Linked DNA regions of Mus musculus: region 2 is linked to region 1. Evidence: chromatin loops called from intact Hi-C (ENCODE). Cell type or tissue: left cerebral cortex. All regions are shown on one strand.

Region 1 (5,000 bases):
GTCATGTTAAAAAACGTTCAGGAAATACCTAATAAAAAGTATATATATATAAAAAAAAGTTCAGGAATTTATAATATTTTAGATTTTTCTAAAACAATTTCCAAAGTTCATTTCATAGTAAAAAATAGTATAAGACAGGGAAAAAATATTGTAGATTTGTTTCTGATTATAGAAGTCTAAGATATTTCTAAAACTTTCCTAAAATTTGGGGTCTAAGGTTCTTTTCTTTTACTGTAATAAAATACAGGACCAAGAGAAACTTAAAGAAATAATAAGGGTTTGCTATGGCTCCGGAGGGATAGAATCCTTTATTCCCGAAAGGTGTGACGGGCTCACAGAGCAGGAAGCTGACTGATCACATCTATATACACTCGAAGCAGAGACAGAGAGAGTAAAACGTGGGGTGGTGCGTTGATCTCTCAAGGCCCAAGCCCAGAACTGTATTCCCTCCATCCACCCGGGCTCCACTTCCTAAAGGTTCTCCAAACAGCGTCACAAACTGGGGACCACATACTTAAACCGTGAGCCTACGGGGCCACAATTATTCTTCAAAGGACCACAATTAGCAATAGTGAAAACCGCAACCGTACATGATCTAACAAATATATAATGAAATAAAAGGCCCATGTAAAGACCCACACACCCAAGCAGTTTATGGTGATGAAGGCCAGGATTAAAATAAATGCTAACTTAAAAAGTAGAAATTGATGCCATTTTTGAGTGAGAAGACAGAAGGCGCCTTAGTTGTGAGAAGGCTCAGCTCGGCGAACACTCGTGGCCGTTTGAAGACTCACGGTAATACACAACAATGACATCTAAAATGTATCCAGTGCTTGCCATGTAGTAAGTACTTTCCTGTCCTCTAAGCTATGAGATCCTCTCAGCAATATCAATGAGCAACCGTTTCCAGCCCATTTGATAAAGAATGAAATTTCAGAATGGAGCTGGTAAGTCTCTCACCAAGGGCAAGATCTAGTGATACACAAAACCCAGACTTGAAATCTGAATCGCGGGGCCTCTGGCCCAGGCTCTGTGCTTTGAGCCTCCCCAAGCCACAGAACCCCCTGAAGTGCACAATGCGCTCTGTGGGCCTGACTCGGGCAGCTTTTCCAAGCTGGCTCTCTCATGAAGTCTAGCAGCTGAGTGTCTGGCACACATTTTAAACATGAGAAAATGAAGTCACAGCGCGTTCAAGATTAGACCCTGTGCTTTTATCTCGTGTTTCCAACATCTCTTCTCCCAGCCTTGCTGAAGCATAGCCCACAAAGTGTATCACGGGATGAGTGGGAAACCCAGCAAGGCCAATAGCAAAACCAGTGATCAAAGTTTGAGGCATCGGAGCTGGCGCCCGAGAGCTTCTGCTTGGTGTGGAACGCAACAGAGTTTATTGAATACGTTACTGTGCAAAGAAATCAAAGCCAAGGGAATGCTTTTTGTTATTCTGACCACTTTTGATAATAAGCATGTATTGTAACATATAAATTTTATTATTTCACTTTGGGACAGGACCCCACCTCTGAGACCAGGCTTACCTGGAAGTCAACATGTAGTCTAGGCTGGTCTCAAACTCATAGTCTGTGTAGCCACTGATATGCTGGGATTTGCTGGTGTGAACCACAGTGCCCAGCTTTAAATTAACATTTTAAAACAACCACACCCAAACACTGTTTTAGAAACTGCTTGGCTGGTAGCTAGAATCTACTTCTTCAAGTGTGCTTGCATGGCTTTTCCATTTGAGTCCCATACTTCAGAAAGGTCTAGTTAAGTCATATCAGTGGGAATTCTAGCTTGACAATGTTTTTATTAAAACAGCAAAGCCTTGTACCAGCAAGGAACACTATTCTATTCTAAAGGCTCCCTGAACTACCTCTCAATTTCTCCAGTTGTGATTTGATATAACCTTATGTGAACCCAGGCTGTCAAATTTAAAACATGTCATTCTATTTTAACCACAAACTGTGTCCAAATCTAGATGCTGCTAGAAGAATCTAGGTCAGGTTGGTGCAAAATCGCCCTCACTGATCTATATGCTGAAACCTCATCAGATAGAGATGTGCCTGCCCCTCCCCCTACCTGCTTCGCTTCTCCTTGAGTGGCTAAGGCTTCATCTCAGGATTAGCATGTCTAATAATTTTGGAGATGGAACCTGCTTTTCCATCCTTGGGACTCCAGGGGGCAGTGTGACTTATGAGAAAACAAGGTTAGCACTGTCCTGGTGTGCTCAGCATTTTTTTCACTGAGTCATATGTGAAATGAATTATAGCTACTTTCTAAAACTCCCTGTTCACTACACATATGACAGGGAATTGGTTACATCTGTTGCTGTTGTTTCACAAATTATCTTCTGAAAGAGATTGGCATTAAAATATCTTAACTTTTATCCAAATTCTCTTCCTAAGGAGTCACCCTTCAGAGGGAAAGAAAAGAGCTTTTAAGGCTATTTTTTAAGAACTCAAGTTCTGTTTTATCACCTCCCAGTGTGTCAGTAAATATACTGCCAGTGAGGACTTGGCAGAACTCTTACTGTACTGTTCATTGGAGCCTATCTTCTTTTAGTAGATACACTGTGTCCAAACGTAGTTGGGAATTAAACATTTGACAGAGTGTAGAGGAACATTGTAGCACAACTTACCCTTTCTCCTCCCCAGACCAGTTATTCAAAGTCTTCAATTACTAAGTTTTTCCACTGATCTGCTGCAATAACCCACACTAGACTACCAAAAAACAAAACAAAAACAAACAAACAAACTCCAGTGGAAATAAGTTGCAGTGACTTTCTGCATTAACCCTCCAAACCATGTGACCTCCTCATGGTTGTTGCTATCTTTTTATTTATAGGGACAGAGCCCCTTTCATTTTTACTTCAGAGATGGAGTACTTTATTACTGAGGGTGGAAAAAACACACAGCATTTTCAAGACTTCGTGGAGCTTTGCTGCAGAGCTTACAACATCGTCAGGAAACACAGCCAGTTGATCCTGAGCCTTCTAGAGATGGTAAGTCCCTTGGAGAGTAGAAAGCTTCCATGGTGTCTCATCCAGCTGTCTACTTCTAATGGTTTGGAGTTCCCCCACCTCCATTTTAAAACAGTTTTTAACGCAGAAAGGAGTGAGCAAGCAAACATGTTTCTTGGCAACTTACAGTTAGTTCATAGTTTTCATCTTGGAAGTCACCAAACACAGAGTTACTAGTGCATTCAGAGGGGATCCCCATGCAGAGTGGATTAGGGCTCAGAAAAAAAAAGTCATTTTTAAACTAACTTCTTTGGCTGTATTGTCCCCATTTGACTTACATATGAAGTAAACTTCATAACATAGATGAGGCAGATTCATCCTGGCTCTTTTGTCTCAATATCTGCCTTTGAACACTTGAGCGCTATTCATTCATATTAAGAAATTCAGGGTCAAGAATACAAACTCTGGAGTTGGAGAGATGGCTCAGCGGTTTAAAAGCATAAACTTCTCTTGCACAGCACCCGAGTTCAGTTCCCAGCCCTCACACCCGGCAGCTCACAAGTCCAACAACTGCCTTTAACTTCAGCTCCAGGGATATGATGCACTTGTCTGTACTCCACAGGGACCTGCATGCAAATAGGCACAAAACCACATACACACACATGCACATTTACCTCACAACGAAATAAGTCTAAACATGTCACTGATGAGTTAGTGAGCAGACTGTAGATTGATGCGTTGAGTGTCATGCATTGGTTCTGCTGAGCTTTGGGTCCGGAAGGATTCAGTGTTTTCTCCCAATGTCCATAGCAAAGAGATGAGAAATAGTCATGTGGTAAAAGGAAAGAAGTGGCCAATAGAAATATCTTTTGGAAAATGATATAATGATTTCTTTAAGTGCATACATCCATTGTAACAATTACATCCATCCACAGGAGAGTAGCATACCACTAGTTTATCTATCTGTGTTTTTTGGAGTAAAAAATGGCTGGCTTAGAAACTTCAATTCTGCTAGTAGATGTTGAGGAGACAAATTTGGTGGTTGGATCTCCCTAATTTTGAATGCAGGCTTAGCATTTAAAGGTTAAATTTATACTTAACCTATGTACTGTTTCCATTTAAAATGAGGATAATAACTTTTACCTTATGGAATTGATGGATAAATTGCCTGATAATAAATGCATCATATGGACCAGGCATTATGCTAAGATATTAATAGATTAATTTTCATAACTCTAGCTGATAATTAACATAAAGGATTTATGATAGTATCTGCCATATAGTAGAGTTCAGTTAATTAATGTGATAATATAAGATAATTGTTAATTTACTTTAAATACTGTCAGGTTAGGAATATATTTCAGTTGGTAAAGTGCTGGCCCAGCACTGAAGACAATTGGCTGTGGTGCTACACACTTGTAATTCCAAAATGCAGAACCTGGGAGAAAGAGGCAGGAGGGTCAGAAGTACAAGGTCATCTTTGGTTACAAAGCAAGTTTAAAGCCAGCCTGGACTACATGAAATCTTGACTCAAAAATCAATCAACCAACCAATCAAAGCAATCAATTAAAAAATGAACTGACCATTACAAGATCACGCACTCACATGTAAAATTCAAATTAGTATTCATTAAAACTGAAGGGTCAATTTCTCAATTTTACTAATTACTTCATAATTCAGGGGGATTTTTTGTGTTCTTTTGGTTTGGTTTGGTTCAGTATTTTTTTTTTATTCTGTGATAGGAATTGAGCCTGCATCTCTCCTACTGAGTAACATCCCCAGGCATCAGGATCTCCAACTGTAGCCAGGAATTTTTCTTTATAGATCTTTGTTCTAGTTCCCAATTCTCTTTTTCTCTATTGCTTTTATGGGATGGCTTACAGCTCATAACAAGCTAATTCTATGACACAGAGAAAACTAACTCTACAAGCACTAAATCAAGGAAAATGACTTTATTTATATAATGAATTTCTAGGCACTATCAATTCTCATGTACTGTCAAACTCTGGCATGATCTAGTTGGACTCTCCCAAGATCTTACTCATGA
Region 2 (5,000 bases), 180 kb after region 1:
TTCTCAGAGGTGCTCCAGAGAGCCACGGGTGTGTTTCCCCCGTGTCCAGTCTCCCACACTATCACCTTCAACTCCGCTCATATCTATCTGGATACCGCTCTTCCGTCCCTAACGGCAAAGAAAATTAGCTAAGAGAAGCTGCTAAACTATTCATTTTTTTAATTTCTACTTGTGACAGTTCAATGAATATGTCAGGAGCAGCAAAGCCACAAAGATAAAATCCATTTCTTGTTTTAACCAAGTGCTGCACTGGAAGAAATTAACTGTAACTTTATTAGTCAGATTCCCCACCCCCACCCCAGGAAATGAGAGTGGCCGGGAAAGGGGTTAACACTTTTCAGTGGGTATTGGAGATGCTTTGCTGTCCTTTACTACAAATCACACACTCCCCAGGGGCCCTGGAGTTTCCAAACAAAGAACAGAAACCCTGAGACTTAGTATTACATAACAAATTTATAACCAACCCAAGAATGTGACTGCAGAATATCGCTCTCCTCTGCCGTTCTTTCATAGCAGCTGGAAAATATTACAGGCACTACGGTAGCCAAACTCAAGATATATCCATGAATGTTTTAAAGTGTACAACTGAAATGTAGCCCTGAGGGTCTGAGCCAGGAGGCATTTGGAAATAATGAAGCAGCGAAGATGTTTTATGGAGTCAGCAGAACCCAAGAGATTTCCTCCCAGATTCTACAGTTAGATGCCTAAATCCAGAGTTAGGAAACTATCTGGTGTCCTGGTTATGTGTTTCTATTGTCGTGACAAACACTATGACCAGCAGCTTGAGGGGAGATGGTTTATTTCGTCATATTGGTCACAGTTCTTCACTGAGGGAACTCAGGGCAGAAACTCAAGCAGGAACCTGAGGCAGGAACTGAAGCAGAGGCCATGGAGGTGAACCTCACAGCTTCCTCAGTCTGCTTTCTTACACAGCTCAGGACCACTACCCAGGTGTGATGTCACCTGTAGTAAAGTGGGCCCTTGCACATCAACCAATAATCAAGAAAATGTCCCACTGGATTACACATAGACTAATCTAGTGAGGGCATTTGTCAACTGAGACTCTCTCTTCCCTGTTGATCAACATTGAACAAAAACAAAAACAAAACAAACAAACAAAAAACAAAAAACAAAAAAAAAGGCTGTCAAAATTCCTCTCTATCTTTCTAGAAATGCAGTGAGGAAAATCCTAAAGTAATTTGTACAGTAAACAGTTCCCTAAGGCATCATGGGACATCTGAAGCTGAGCCATCAGTAAAGCAGGGTAGAATCCTTGACTCACAGTACTCTGCATCACTGGACTTAGAACATATAGAAATTATTTTCTATCAATGTTTCTACCTGTTGTAGTCCTGAAAATGTCCATGTACTAGGAATTATGGATCTTGGAAAGCAATTTAGGCAATGGTCCATGTTCGTCTTTCTGTTAAAGTATTTTCGAGTCTCCTGTGGAATTGTCATCTTAGAGGGTTGCTGCTTCTGTCTGCTAACCTATGTCTAGTCCTGAGAGCTTCTAGCCTCTGTACGATCTAATCTAGGCCTAGAATGTTTTCAGCCTCAGACTTGCTGCTAAATAAGCTCACCCTTTCTAGCTCTTTCTGATCTCTGGCTGGCTGATTCAATTCAGCTGTCTGGCTTAAACTCCTCTCCAAGCTGCCTGGGCCAATCTGACTTCTCTAGGTTTCTCCTGGGTTGCTCTGCTTGGCCTCATACTAACTGATAATTTGTTCTAATCTTCTGGCTCCTTCTCATTCTCTGGCTCATTCTGTTTTCACCTGTGTCTAGCTTGTTCTCTCTCTAGCCTGTCTATCACTGCCCTTATAAAACCAACTCTCTCTCTCTCTCTCCCTCCCTCCCTCCCTCCCTCCCTCCCTCCCTCCCTCCCTCCTGCATTGCTTTCCAATCCTCTCTCCTGAGAGGTGAGCACATTCTATTCTCTCAAATCTTTCTCTGTTCTGTCACTTTGTCTGGTACTCATTAGACATCATGTTCAAACATGGCTGCTTCCTTCTATAAACTAACTTTATCTCCATTGCTTGGGATTAAAGGTGTGTACTAAAGGCATGTCTGTGTTCCAGCCAGAGGGATTAAAGGTTCGTAGTAAGGACTTAGTCACATGACAACACAATCTTGGGGTTCACCGAGTGATTAAGTACCCTGCAACATATCTTCACAGAGAGCAATTCCTGTTATGATTGTGTGTGTGTTCTGTGTGTATGTGCACCTGTGTGTGTGTGTGTGTGTGTGTGTGTACACATGCACATGCAGGTGTACAGTGCATATTTGGGGGCCAGAGGTCAATGGCAAGTATTTTCCTCCATCACTCTCCACCACTTCATTTTTAAAAGATTGTTGTGATTACGGTTGTGTGTGTGGTTGCATGCATGGGAGCCATGATGCAGCTGTAAGACCACAGGACAGCCTGCAGGAGTCAGTCCTCTCCTTCCACTGTGTGTCTCAGGGATTAGACTGTCTGTCAGGCTTGATGGCAAGTGCCCTCATATTTACTGAGCCATCTCAGTGACCCTCCATATACACATGTAGCATGATTTCCAACTCTACTGTGGGATTGAAGTTATACATTCTAGTCTTCTTGGATTCAAATGTCAAATCCATTCATAAATGTGGACATAAACCAATATCTGGCTTATAAGACTGGTGCTTCTAAGCAGCCATTCAGAGCCTTCCACAGTGAGCTTCCATATAAATTCCTGCCTATTTTTCAATCTCATATATGCAAGAATATTTATTCATTCAGTAAATCTCCACTGAGCCCATTCCTGAATACGGCGATGTGCCAGCCTCTGTATTCAGCACTAAGAACACAAAAAGAAATAAGATACTCTTCCTGTTTGTAAGTAGGTCTCCACTGAGCAAGGGATAATGCCAGGTGAAAAGCCAACCACATAAGTAGCAGCAAACATTACCCTGTGGGAAATTAGAAGAGGCCACCAGAGAAAGCTGGTACAGTGGCCACTGCCAGAACCTTCTGAAGTGAACACTCCTCTTGCTACCAGGAGCCACACTAGGGTAATACTCACAATCTCACCCCTTCCCATTGGAAGCTTACACTCACAAACTGAACCACACTAGAAGAACCCATGATGTCCTTATGCACACACACACACACACACACACACACACACACGCTCGCACATGCACCACATTAGATCAAGACAGCTTTGTAACATTTCTCAGTTCCCAAGCATCATGTAGGACTGGCTAGGCCTTTGCTATGACTGACTGTCTCTGCAATCCCTCCACCCACTTCTTACCCAGGAATAGACAAATCTTTCTTAAGAAGGCGGGTAATAAATTTAGCCTTCACAAACCACAGAGAGTAAGGCTCTGTTAGCAATTTATTTTTCTTTTCTCACAATTTTCTAAAAAAAAATGTAAAGAAATAAAATAAAATTATTCTCTCTTAGCTTCTGATCATACTCAAACAAGCTAGGAACCAGAAGTGGTTTGCTGAAGCCTGCTCCACACAAAACAGGCTACGGCTGCTCATCTTAGAAACAGCCCAGTGAAAGCCTGTAAGCCAGTCTCTGTCTAAAGGCTGCTTCTGGGAGCCTGCCTGACTGTGACAGGGGAAAGTCTCAGAGACAACCGGGCTCAGCATGAGTTTGCTAGTCAGCAGTGGTGCTGGCAATGATGAACTTGATCTGAACCCTGCAGTCATAGAAAATAAGAGTTAATTGTCTTTATTCCTTGTTTCCCAAAGCCTGTCTCCTATGGTGCTCCAAGAAAGAGTTTTCTGCAGTGAACCATTTCCCCAGGTACCTGTGATCAAGACTTTTTTTCTTTCTTCCTTTCTTTCTTTTCTTTCTTTCTTTCTTTTTTCTTTCTTTCTTTCTTTCTTTCTTTCTTTCTTTCTTTCTTTCTTTCTTTCTTTTTTGCCAATTAAACTAGTTTTATCCAAAGTAAGTCTACATTAAATTACAGTATTACCAATCTGTAGACACAATGAACTTAAAAATAAGAAGTAGAAATAGACATCTATTTGGTCTTTCAGAGACCACATCATAGAACTCATAAATGAAAATGTACAAATATAGAAATGATACTTAAAGAGAAAGGGTTTTAATATGGGGGGCCCAAACATGCATGTTTCAAAAAGGGAGAATCCTTTAATTATTTAGCATAAAATCGAGTTATATATACTTGGTATATTCCAGAAAATATTGCTTTAAACACTTATACATGATCAAAATTCACTTGGTAGCTTTTAATCAAAATGAAACATGATACTTTGTAAAATATAAAGTACTGTTAAAGGTTGCAAAAGTGTCTGTCATCATCACAATGCCAACACCACTATGGAGCCTCGTTCTCGCTGCCCAACCCACCTGAACCCACAGGATATCTCCAGGAACCAACAAGTCCTTTGCCTTTTGGCAAACATATCTAAGCTCCGTATAGTGCCAGGGCAGAGATCCAAGATGGTGTCTGTGCAAGACTATAAAACCAGGCTCGATTTTATTATGGTAATCACACAAACTGCAACTTCAAACAGCAGTCACCCCAAAGCCAAAACCAGAACCTCCACACTCAATCAGCATGGAAACAAACATGAGACCCCCCCCCCAAGCCCCTAAACAAACGACAAGCAGCCCTCTAGGTGAGCTGTATCTCATGACAGACATGATGTCCTCTCGGCACATCAAGGACCTCACTTAGAAACCTGATTTACAGAAGCCAAAGTTTCCAACTTTCTGAAAATACACAGAAGAGAGGCCAATGCTCAGGGTGCAGAGATCCGAGTGGCAGCCTGGACAGTTTCTTCCCAGTGCCCCAGCCCGGGGCTCTCTCTCTCTCTCTCTCTGAGACTTCATCAGGGGAAGAACACAGCAGCTAGGGTATTTCTGTGTCCCACAAACACACACACAACAAACCAAGCCCGTGGCTTTCTGCCAGAGGAACGAGAGCTTGTGAAGGAACTTCTCAATGCGAAGTCAGAGAGTAACAGAAACAATAAAGAAGTAGGGGAAGAAGCAGGG

What was found. Peaks named below come from ENCODE experiments on the same cell type or tissue, not always from the same donor. Only the 100,000 strongest peaks of a DNase experiment are listed, where the experiment ranks them.
Region 2: a loop joins it to region 1, with 7 times the contacts of the local background. A loop is called at or near these places in 2 of 42 quality-filtered maps.

The regions. Positions count from the first base shown.
Region 1 is chr6:139,872,465-139,877,464 of GRCm38, forward strand. Pik3c2g (phosphatidylinositol-4-phosphate 3-kinase catalytic subunit type 2 gamma) reads left to right here. Exons shown (of 34, transcript NM_207683.3): 26 at 2,839-2,995. Among named protein-coding and RNA genes, the nearest start is that of Plcz1, 170 kb to the right of the region's middle. In left cerebral cortex, a CTCF peak has its summit at 2,174 (motif pointing right); DNase peaks (open chromatin) are centred at 2,175 and 2,468.
Region 2 is chr6:140,051,185-140,056,184 of GRCm38, forward strand. All of the region lies in intron 2 of Gm45959 (a long non-coding RNA gene), which reads right to left. It also overlaps the pseudogene Gm44156. Among named protein-coding and RNA genes, the nearest start is that of Capza3, 12 kb to the left of the region's middle. In left cerebral cortex, no CTCF peak of the experiment used is centred here; DNase peaks (open chromatin) are centred at 2,848, 3,277 and 3,502; H3K27ac peaks cover 1,174 bases.